Linked DNA regions of Mus musculus: region 1 is linked to region 2. A link is a contact called in ENCODE Hi-C or POLR2A ChIA-PET data. All regions are on one chromosome and are shown on one strand. The core of a region is the stretch at or near the end of the contact, and the rest is flanking DNA. Distances in the headings are between cores, read along the strand shown.

Region 1 (6,070 bases), core at 556-3,055, 33 kb before region 2:
GCCTCTGCCTCTGCCTCTGCCTCTGCCTCTGCCTCCCAAGTGCTGAGATTAAAGGCGAGGCCACCACCGCCCTGCTTGTTTTGGTTTTTTAAACTTGCTTTAGTCTGGCCTTCTCTAGTGGCGATCATTACTGCCTTGAATCCAGCCATTTATGATTGCCCAGTCCTCAACCTTTCTCACCCTTTCTTCTGGATTTGTACTTTGTATCGAACTTTCCATTTGTCAGCTTTCCTGGGTAGCTCTCTGATGTCTTCTGAACATCTCAAGTAATTGTTAGCTTTTGTTTTCCTGAAGAGGGCAAGAATGTCCAGAAGCACTGACTGGATTCAAGTACTGAAAGAGAACCTGTACTAAAGGAGTATTCATTTATTTAGCCCTCAGAGAAGAAGAGAATGAGGAGTGGTGGCCCTGGAGAGCTCCTGTCTTATCTGGGCAACTGTAGCTAGTAAGTAGGCAGAGCCCAGTTTCCAGCCTAGGTGTTCTGGTCGATGGGCAAATTGTTCAATTATCTCTTCGGTGCTTTATAATCTCTTTGGTGTTTAATATTCTTTTTTTTTAAGATTTATTTATTTTATTATCTGTAAATACACTGTAGCTGTCTTCAGACACTCCAGGAGAGGGCGTCAGATCTCATTACCGATGGTTGGGCGCCACCATGTGGTTGCTGGGATTTGAACTCAGGACCTCTGGAAGAGCATTCAGTGCTCTCAACCACTGAGCCATCTCTCCAGCCCGGTGTTTAATATTCTTAGTGGTGAAGAGAATACTATCTCAATGTTGGGCCCTGCCCCGCATGGTGGTGCACACTTTTAATCTCAGCACTCTGGAGAAAAAGCAGGCAGGTGGAACTCCATGAATTCAAGGCCATCCTGGTCTACACAGCAAGCTCTTGGCAGGACAGTGTTAAACAGAGAACCTGTCTCAATGAAAATAAAGAAAAAGAACTTGAAGGTAGGAAGGTGGGGAGGAGCTGGGAAGGGAAATTATAGTGACACATAGTTTGTATTTTTTTTCTCATTTTCTCAACAGTTCATTACTACCGTTTGATTTGATTTTACTGGTTATGAGTTCTGAAATGACATGATTGGACTAATGCTTTTATGTCACAGAAAGGAAAATGCACTGTATGAAAAAAATAAATTGAAAAAACAACTTAATGTGATAACACAAAAATGCCACCAGCAGTGGTTTGCACTGCATAGTCCAGAGTTTGTTTCTTTAAATTAGGTATTTTCTCTTAAAAGATATAATTTGTCTTTGAAACTAATTTAGCAGGGGCTGGAACCAAGCCTCAAAATTTTACATGCCTAAATATTCATAGCTTGTAGGTGATTCTGGGAAACCCCACTGCACAAGTTCTAAACTTTTTATTTCTATGTAATACAAGATAAGGCTTAATATACACACTTAAAAAAAAAGTGGGAAACCAGCTCAGAGGCCAACATTACTCCACCCCGCTGCGAACTAGTAGCAGGAGAGATGTTGTTTTCCTTTAGAACAGCAACACTGTACACCCCAGAGGTAGAGGAAAGTGCGTTTCTTACAGAAATTAACATCAGAATGCGGGGACTAGAGGGTGGTGTCCAGCAGTCTGGCAGCTGTCAGTGGCCCCAGGGCAGGTCTGGCTCCGCAGGTGAGTTCCAGCCTCCGGGCAGCGGGCCGGCCTGGCCGGTGGCTGCCGTAGGTAGTGCTCTGGGCCCAGGGCGTCCTCTCCCTCGCCCCAGGCGCCCGCCTGCCCTCCACTGAGCTCAGCCCACGGCGCCCGACGCCCTAACGGAGCGGGCGGGGGCGGCCTACAGGCCCCTCCCCGGCGCCCGGCGGCAGCCGCGCAAGCAGCGGAGGAGGCGGGAGCGCCCAGGCCGCTGCGCTCATGGCGTCGCCGGGGTGAGTGAGGCGCTCCGGGTGTGCGGGGGGCGCCTGTTGGGCGAGGGGCGGGCGGAACTGTGCGTGTCCACCACCCGGCGCCCCCTTGGCCTCGGCCGGACCCCGGCTGACTCTGTCCCGCCAGGTGCCTGTCCACGACCCGCGGCCTCCCCCGCCGACCTTGGGCGGTCGTAGCCGGGCCAGGGTCTCCCGGCAGGGCCGCGGGCAGGACCAGCCAGGACAGCGGCCGGTCAGGGCCGGAGAAACGGGTTCTGGAGAGGGGCAGCAAGGAAGCTGCGGGAGGGGACTCGGGGTCCTAGGGCTCGGCTGAGGCCGCAGAGCGGCTTAGCAGGCCTGACGTGTGTTTCTGGCGTTTAGACTTGCTTGCGTTGGAAGTTGATGCTTGGGTTCACAGTCATTAGGGGACATCCCCAGGCTGTCCCACGTCAGGGCAAGTGGGGCTCAGCTGGACTGGACCCTTGTCCAGAGTGAAAAAGCGGATTCGGGATCTAAGACTGCCTGTGTTGGGGTGGGGGTGGGGGTGCTTCTGTGGGATGGCTACACTTGTTCTGGTATTACCTCTTTCCTAGTGCTCGTTCTCTCTCCCAAATAGTGTTCTTAGGAAATTATATAGTGACACATAGTTTGTATTTTTTTCTCATTTTCTCAACAGTTCATTACTACCGTTTGATTTGATTTTACTGGTTATGAGATCTGAAATGACATGATTGGACTAATGCTTTTATGTCACAGAAAGGAAAATGGGTCTCAAGGTCATCGCTATAGGTGGTAAACATCTTTTTGACTGTACGCCATCATTCAGAGGGTCTCAGACCCAGTAGTACTGGTAGCAGCCCACGCTGTGTATCATTGCAGTTAGAAGACTTACAGGTGCAGGAGGACTTCTGGGGGAAGCATGTAGAAGTTAGCTCTCCCACAAAGGCAGACTTCACTATGCTAGGGAGTGATTTGGCTCGGTACAGTGGTCTGAATGAAGGTGAATGAAGCAATCTGAACTTGATCCAGGCCTGCAGGCGCCAGTCAGATCATGGGCAATTTCCACCTGCCTAATGCCTTTCTAGGCTCGAGGGCAAGCAGGCACTTCTGAGACCAGGCCTTTTTCAATGCCAGCTGGGTATCCAGTACTTTGAGCTCATAAGGAGAATAAACTGTGATCCATCCTGGGCAGGCCAGGCTTTGGACCCAGAGGGCCAAGGTCCCTCTACATTCTTGCCCAGCCTCATAGGAAAGTGTAAGGCAGTGTTTGAGCCTGTGGCAGCTGCCATTAGGCTTGTAAGACAGCTTAGTACATTTTGTGTCTAAACACACTGCTTTGTAGACAGGGGTTGGAGGAGGATCTCCTAGGATTAATAATTCTGTGTGCCTGGACCCACAGAATTATGGTATTGTCTGATAACAGAATAGTGTAATGCCTGAACCATGGTCTGTATATATAGGTGGTATTAATATTTGCGATTCTAGTTGTGAGTGATCCAATTAATTTGTAATATTAATAGTAATCTGTAATTTCCTAAGGGGTGTCTATTAACAAAACTGAGGTCACAAAACTTTTAGTATACTCCATTTAAGGAGAAATCTATGCTTACTTTGATATGCATACACTACTATATTAGGTGTTTTAGAGAGCAAATATAGATCAATACATGGCAGAAATGGAAGGAGCTGTTCTGGGGAGGGGTGTCTCTACATTTGATTTTTTTTTTTTTTTTTTTTTTTTTTTTTTTTTTTGCTAAGTAGCAGTGTCAGTGATCTATGATAGAACTAGAGAGGAAAGAAAAAAAAAACTCTTAACTTGTTTTGAGTACCTTACAGATGTGCTAGGCATAGTGTCAAAGAAAGAAAAGATGTGTTTGAGAGATGACCCATAATCCACTGTGTCTTGAGCTAAATAAATAGAAGAGAAGGCAGGGACCGTGGACTCTTTGCCTACCACTAAAGGGCATCTCCAGTCGGCCTCACCACAGCTGTCTCTGGGGGAATCTGGTAAGCATTGTAGAGGAGAGGACGCGACACAGTCCATCTGTCCATCTGGCCCCTTCTGAGCAGGTCCCACCCTTTACAGGTGGCCTAACCAGAAGCACTTTAGTTCAGTCCTCAGCACCACATAAACTAGGCTGTAATTCTAGCACTCTGGAGTAGAGGCCAGGTGATCAGATGGTCAGCACCATCCTCTGTTAGAAGACGTCAGCTTGGAATGCATGAGAACCTGTCTTAAAATAAAAATGAACTCTGGAATGTTACTGTCGGTTCTAACAGCACTTACGATTGCCCGCTGCCCAGAGGAAAGGCAGGGAGATGCCTGCCAGCCTTGCTCTCACTCCCACCTACAGAGATCTTCCTGTTTAGCCTTCTCTTTGATAGTTTGGGTTTCCTCTGTCAGCCATCTCTGCTCATCTCAATACAGATTCTGCATTTTCATGGCTATTTCTGTGGACTTAACTGTTGATTCACAATTCACATGTAGGTTTCTAGGAGTTTCTCTGTTCTTTGAAATATTGTATGCAGTGTTAGGGTGATGTTTATGGTCCTGGAAACAAAATCTAGCTATTGTTGGGCTCAAGACAAGGTATGACTATGTCACCCAGTCAGGCCTTGAATTCATGATCCTCCAGCTTTGGTCTCTGGAATGCTGGGATCGCTGGCCTTCTTTCTCCCTGTGCTCAAAAGCATTCTCATTCTTAGCAGGGTCGCAGGCCATCCTAGACTCCTAGACTGTGTGTGTGATGGGGTAGCGTGGAAGTTAAAGGAAACCTTACAGAGCAAATTCTTTCCTTCTGCCTTTATGGGAGCTCTGGAATAGAACTCAGGGAGCCAGGTTTGCACACAAACACCTTTCACATTTTCTGTAAGACCGTCTCTCTTAAAATACTAAAATACTAGTGTTGCTTTTCCTGTTATCTTGAGAGGGTTTCTTCTAAGACACCCAGCAAGTATCCGAAACTGGCTAACATCAAAGGATTTGAGACAGGGTCTCCGGGTCTCTTGTAGACTGGGCAGGCCTCAAACTCACTGCAGCTGAGGGTGACCTTGAAGTCCTGATTCTCTTGCCTCTATCTCCCTAGTACTTGGATAAGCACTAACATAGCCAGCTAATACAGCAAACCTTTAAACTTTTTTTTTTTTTTTTTTTTTTTTTTTTTTTTTTTTTTTTGGTTTTTCGAGGCAGGGTTTCTCTGTGTAGCCCCGGCTGTCCTGGAACTCACTCTGTAGACCAGACTGGCCTCGAACTCAGAAATCCACCTGCCTCTGCCTCCCAAGTGCTGGGATTAAAGGCGTGCTCCACCACGCCCGGCTTAAACTTTTTTTTAAAGATTTATTTATGTATATGAATGATTTGCTTGCATGTGTTTGTGTGCACCACATGTGTGTCTGGTGCCTAAGGAAGTCAGAAGAGGGCTTCAGATCCTCTCAATGGGAGTTATGCATGTCTGTGAATACTGGGTGCTGGGACTTGAACCCAGGTCTTCTGCAAGAGCAGTAGGTGCTCTTAACTGGTGATTCATCTCTCCAGCCTCTAGCAATTTTTGTATGCATTTTTCTTATATACACACCCTATGATAAAGTTTAATTTATAAACAACTAGTAATAAAAATGAAACATTCATACAGTATACTGTAGTAACAATAGTTTGGGCCATTTGTAAGTTAAGTAAGAGTCACTGGAATACAAGCTGTGTTAGTATGACAGTTGACCCGGTAATCAGGCAGATTTTTAAGTGACTAACAGGTTGCTGACATACATCACAGATATGTTAGAAGGAGGGATGAGTCATGTCCTGGGTGTGACGGACCGGAGGCAGGAGACCTTCGTGCTCTTGAGGACAGTATGAACTTTGAATCTTAGCAATTCTTTATTTTTTTATTTCTCAGTTTAGAGTTCTAGTCTGTAGTTGGTCACAAGGAACAAAAACTCGAAAACTCTGGAAAGTGAAACCCTGGTGTGTGTGTATTTTATGTAGTCTTATACTTACACAGTCTTACAGATGAAATGAGATATTTCCCTGTCTCCCTGTGCCTCAGCTGAGTTTGGGGAGCACCCTGCAGACTTCTCTTTGTGTTTAGTCCTCTGTTGTTTTTGGAGGGGTATCTGGGGATTGAACCCACACAAGCTAAGTAAGTCCTCTATATCTGAAGTAGGTCTTACTGAGATTTTTTTTACCTTTTTTTTTGAGAAGAGTCTCACTACA
Region 2 (5,835 bases), core at 1,012-3,511:
CAGGCTGATAGACCCGCTGCCATTCCTTAATTGCTGTCTTCTGTTTTTTGTTTTTTGAGACAGGGTCTCTCAATAAGTCAGTATAGCCTGGAACTCTGTAGTTCTGCCTGGCCTTGAACTCAAAGCAGTCCTCCTGCCTCAGCCTCCCAAGTGCTTATAGGATTATAGGAGTGAGTCACCATGCCTGACTATTAAATGCCTTCATCCTAATAGCTATAAGAAGTGGTTACTTTCCTTAAGGTGTGTGTGTGTGTGTGTGTGTGTGTGTGTGTGTGTGTGAGTGAGAGAGAGAGAGAGAGAGCTTCTCCATCTGGAGCCTGATGGGGTCATTCTCATTTAAACCATCATAGGGTGGTCCTCTCCTTCCACCTTTACAAGGGCTCTGGGGACAGAACTCAGGCAACAGGCTTGGGCAGCAAGTTCTTTATCAGCTGAGCTATCTCATTAGCTCTGTGGGTGAGATGTTTCATGTCTACATAATGGATAATGGAACCAGCGCTCAACTGTACAAATATAACAGGTTTGCCTCTTGGTAAGTGCAAAATCAAAGCAAATCTAGCCAAGACACGAGTGGAGAAAGACTGATGACCTATGGCAGACAAGGTGGCACATACCTCAGCAGATCAGAGCATCAGGAGTTCAAAGTTAGTTTGTGGTACACTTCTAGGTCAGTTTGGGATCCATCAGATCTTGTCTTGAAAACAGTATTGCCTGCCGCAGGCAGGAAGCACTGGGGTTATTTCCAAAGCAACGCCCTCTCCGTGAACAAGGGAAGAATGACAATTTTATCCAGAGAACCTGTACGCATTTGTCTAGGAGTTGACTTATTTCTAAGAATGACCAGTTAGTTCCTGGTCATGGTCTTTTATTTTGAGACAGGGTTTATTTACTCTGTAGCCTTGGAGCCTGGAGCTCCATATGTAGACCTTGAACTGATAAAAGATCCATCTGCCTCTGCCTTCCAAGCACTGACATTAGAGTGTAAGTGTCCACTCCCATGGATGCTTTGAAGGAGTTCCCAGCCAGGTGTGGTGGCACACCCCTCATCCCAGCACTTCAGAGGCAGAAAAGGTGGATCTTTGTGACTTTGAGGCCAGCCTGGTCTATAAATTGAGTCCAGAATTTGTTACACAGAGAGCCCTTGTCTCAAAAACAAAAACAAACAAAACAAAACAGTCCCCCAAAACAAAAAACCAAAGCAAAACAAAAAATCCCTTCATTCAATATTTTGTTATAATGAGAGTCAGACTCTAGAGTCCATGTGCTTTCTTTAGTAGAGTGAGTTCTTCACGATTCTATTCCCCCCTTGCCATTAATAATTACTCAATAATAATTACAACGACATTGCTCTAGCCTCATAAATTTCCTTGCCATTTAAAATTTTCTTCCTTGGGTGGCTCCACCGCAGAAATAGACCCTCAACACACTGCCTCTTTACTTTAAATGATTAGGAGCCAACCCAGCAACCCCTTTTCTGGGATCTGCTCAGCATGAAGGCAAATGACTATTCCCAGCCCAAAGGAGGCTGACGCTGTCATATTGGATATTCCTGGAGAGTACGCGGTCTCAGGTAGGAGCACAAGCACGGAACAGCGGGGCCTGAGGGCCGGCGCGTTTTCTCTTCAATTCTCTAGAGGACATTGAAGCTGTTTCTACCACCTCTCTATGAGGATAAAAACTTCATGGCTTTTGTTTGTTTGTTCTGTTTTGCCAGAACGGGTTTCTCTCTGTAACTCAGACTCTCCAGGAACTCGCTTTGTAGACCGGACTAGGCTGGAATTCAGAGACCCACCTGCCTCGGCCACCCGAGTGCGGGGATTAAAGGCGTGCGCCACCATGTCCAGCTACACCTCAGTTTTGTTTTTTTTTTTTTTTTTTTTTTTTTTTTTTAAAGATTTATTTATTTATTATATGTAAGTACATTGTAGCTGTCTTCAGACACTCCAGAAGAGGGAGTCAGATCTCGTTAGGGATGGTTGTGAGCCACCATGTGGTTGCTGGGATTTGAACTCTGGACCTTCGGAAGAGCAGTCGGGTGCTCTAACCCACTGAGCCATCTCACCAGCCCCACACCTCAGTTTTATATCACCAAATTTTCGCATTTAAAACCCAACACCAGGTCCGACCAAGGACTAGCTGACAGTATCAGGAAAATTGCAGGACGTCCCACACTCCGACCCACGCCACGCCCTCTCCCTCGCCACGCCCCGCCCCCGCCCGTGTTCCCGTTAGTTCCTGCTCTGAGGCCCCGCCTTCCTGCGGCTGCGCACTGACGCGTCCCGGGTCGCGCCGGCCCAAGATGGCGTGGTCCGCGTCGGTGCGCGGGCTAGGGCAGCGGGTGAGTGGGCCGCGGGCGGGAGGGCTGGGGCGCCATCCGGTGTCCGCTCACTCCCCGCCTCTCCGCAGGTGCTGGCCTGCAGCCGGGAGCTGCCTGGCGCCTGGCGCACCCTGCACACCTCCGCGGTCTGCGCCAAGGTGAGTGCGGCGGCCGGGTCTGGGGGCCGCGAGGGCGGCTGGGCTGGGTCTCCCCGTGACCGCACCTTCGCTCCTAGAATCGGGCGGCGCGAGTCCGCGTGGCCAAGGGGAACAAGCCGGTGAGCTACGAGGAGGCGCACGCCCCGCACTACATCGCACACCGAAAGGGCTGGCTGTCGCTGCACACAGGTGAGGGCGCCTGGGAAGGACTGCCACCCTGGTGGCACGGGTCACTCTTGAACGTACTCTTCAAGGCAAAGAGCCGAACTTTTGGGTGGGAGGCCGGGCGTGACGGCGAACGCGCTCGGGAGGCCGATCTTGAGTTTAAGGCCAGGTAAGGTTACTTACTGAGACCCTGTCACATTTAGTTAGGGGACTGGAAAGATTGCTAAATGCTGTGCCGCTCTAGCATGAGGGTGCAGCCTAGCTCCTAAATGAGCACTTGGTGCCACAGCTCAAGGGGTGTGAGGGTGAAGGAGATATTTGGTTCTTGGGGGTCACTGGCCAGCCAGTCTTGGAAGAGCAGCTGTTTTGCTAGAAAATAAACGAGCAGCAAATAGTGATAGAGGAAAAACATTGGCTGTTAACCCCTGGTCTTCTCCATGCGTCTGTCAAGGGAGCAAGCCTGCACACACACTGTACATGTTACCGACAACAGAACATATGAGTGATGGGCATATTAGGATGGTGAAAGAAAGGAATTCTTGCATATTGAAAGGAATTTGAATATTTCTTGCTAAAGTCTCATTTGAGCCTCCATAGAACAGTATTTGCATGCTTACAAACAAGGTTTGACAGTGCTTTTTTGGCAAGCCATAATTTACAGATGTGTAATAGCCCGGAGGCGATGCGGTAGTGAAGTCTACATAGGATCCTAGACCTGGAAGAGTGTGCCCTATGTAATGCGGTGTTCACCCAAGTACAAAACTGCAGGAATGTGCTACAGTCTTCATGGCTCACAGAACCCGTATTTTTAGGCTTTTTTTTTCTCCCCCTACTTCCTATTTTGTATTTTTCTTGTTCATTTCCATTTCAGTATGCATGTTGTGTGTGTATATGTATGGATGTGTTCAGTTTGTCTGAGTCAGCCCTCTCCTACCATATGGGGCCCCAGGGATCAAGCAAGCACCCTTGCCTGCTGAACCATCTTTAAGAGAGTGTGGCAGTGTACCTCAGGCTGCGCTGGAACTCTCACACGCCAGCCTCATTTTTCTCAGTGCTGCGAGTATAGGTGTGCACCTGTCACCTGCCTGTTTATCTTTCAGTGATGCTGGAGTTTTGACTCCCGGACAATAAATTGTCTATCCACATTTGTATGTGCATGCTCACGTGTGAGTGCAGGTGTCCGTGTATGACCGCCTTAGGCCAGTCCTTGCCTTCATCTTGTTTGAAGCAGGGTCTCTTTCTTGTCACCACCTTTGTGTGCCAGGGTAGTTGGCATACAAAGGTCTGGAGACTGTCCTGCCTCTGGCTGCATCTCACGGTGGGAGCGTGGGGGTTGCAGATGCTGTTACCACTGTCCTGAGCTCTGGGCCTCCAGGTTCAGGTCCGTCTCAGGTTTGCAGGGCAGACACTATACCCACCCTGCTGTCTGCTCAACCCCTCAACCCTTGCATATGCTTACAATGTATGATTAAAATTTATCTGTAACCTCCAAGTCATTCAAGGTCACTCAGGGAGGTGGGCAGAACAAGGCCCCCAGCCGAGGTAGAACAAGCTTATATTGTAAAATGTGCCCTTTTGGAAGTTCAGAGCCGTATTTCAATCATTACTGTGCCTTTGTGTTGGGGACATGGCACTTTGTGTGGTCCTGGGATGCTGTCCAGTGTCTGTGAGCTCAAGAAGACTGACCTGCGTACGGAGAAAATTTTGTTAATCTTTCCTTTTTTTTTCAATTTTTATTTTTATTTGTTTATTTTTTTTATTTATATGAATACACTGGAGCTGTCTTCAGACACACCAGAAGAGGGCATCAGATCTCATTACAGATGGTTGTGAGCCACCATGTGGTTGCTGGGATTTGAACTCAGGACCTTTGGAAGAGCAGTCAGTGCTCTTACCCGATGAGCCATCTCTCTAGCCCTTGTTAATCTTTCCTTGGGCCTGAGTTATAACTCATATTAATGAGTCAGCCTTATACATTAGCAGTGCCTTTAAAGAGAAGGACAGGCAAAATTAGTTATTTATTAATCTCTCGATTAAAAAATATTGTGACTATGTGGCACTTTGGATTTTATTTAAATTACTACTGTGTGCAAGTGTATGTGCATGTGTGCATGGTACATCTGTGGGGGTCAGAAGAGGGCGACTTTCTGAGGCAGTTGTCTCCACACCACCTTGTTGAGACAAGGCCTCTCTCTTTCTCGTGTCTGCTGTGGTTTGGACTCCAGGCATCTCTTGAACTTCCTGGGCAGTTCTCCGTCATCTCGTTGTAAGAGTGCTAGGCTGACTGGTGTGTGCCACTGCTTCTGGCTTTTGTGTGAGGAGCTGTGGACTGAGGGTTTAATGAGATGACTCAAAGGCAGCTACAACAGGGGAAGTAAATCTGGCTTCTAAGGTGTACTTCGGGGTTGACCCAAGATTGGCAGGTGTTTACACTAAGCACGCTTACCTGCTAAGCCGTCTTGCCATCCCTGCGCTTTGGATTTTAGAATGTTTTCCTATTCCGTTAGCGTGCCCAGGCCTGTTCCATGTCAGGTCTGGGGTCTGCACAGCTCCCTTGGCTGACGATTGCTTGTGTGTTGTCCTCTTTAGGTAACCTGGATGGAGAAGATCATGCTGCAGAGAGAACCCTGGAGGATGTTTTCCTTCGAAAGTTTATGATGGGCACCTTTCCCGGCTGCCTGGCTGACCAGATTGTTCTGAAGCGCCGGGCCAACCAAGTGGACATCTGTGCCCTGGTCCTCAGGCAGCTGCCAGCACACAAATTCTACTTCCTCGTGGGCTACAGTGAGACTCTGTTGTCACACTTTTACAAGTGTCCTGTGCGACTCCACCTGCAAACTGTGCCCTCCAAGGTCGTGTACAAGTACATATAAAAAGTGCACTTTTCTCCAGTAGAGCCTACAAGGTCACAGAGGTGCAGGAGACCAAATGCCTGTTCTCTGAGGTGGAGGCGTCAGCTCCAAGCTGCTGTTGAATAAAACCCTGATCATGTTTTGTCCCTCTGGGTCTCTCTCTCTTTCTTTTTTTTTTGAGACAGGGTTTCTCTCTATAGCCCTGGCTGTCATGGAACTCACTTTGTAGACCAGGCTGGACTGGAACTCAGAGACCCGCCTGCCTCTGGGTGCTGGGATTAAAGGCGTGTGCCACCACCGCCTGGCCTCTCTTGGTCTCTTTTAAAGATTTTATTTTTAATTA

The links. Hi-C counts contacts between places; a loop is a spot of excess contacts on that map. ChIA-PET counts read pairs that join two places held with the same protein, here RNA polymerase II (POLR2A).
Region 1: a loop to region 2 is called in a map of heart, with 2.9 times the contacts of the local background. The contact joins the promoter of Urgcp here to the promoter of Mrps24 in region 2. A Hi-C loop is called at or near these places in 3 of 37 maps with a recorded cell type or tissue (gastrocnemius and heart). POLR2A ChIA-PET finds 5 or more read pairs at or near these places in 4 of 5 experiments (Patski and embryonic stem cell).

What each region holds. Positions count from the first base shown.
Region 1 is chr11:5,736,911-5,742,980 of GRCm38, reverse strand. It overlaps Urgcp (upregulator of cell proliferation), which reads left to right and starts at 1,805. Exons shown (of 6, transcript NM_178623.3): 1 at 1,805-1,884. The coding sequence starts at 1,871.
Region 2 is chr11:5,704,127-5,709,961 of GRCm38, reverse strand. It overlaps Mrps24 (mitochondrial ribosomal protein S24), which reads left to right and starts at 2,261. Exons shown (of 4, transcript NM_026080.3): 1 at 2,261-2,338; 2 at 2,407-2,475; 3 at 2,553-2,664; 4 at 5,230-5,835. The coding sequence starts at 2,300. The coding sequence ends at 5,513.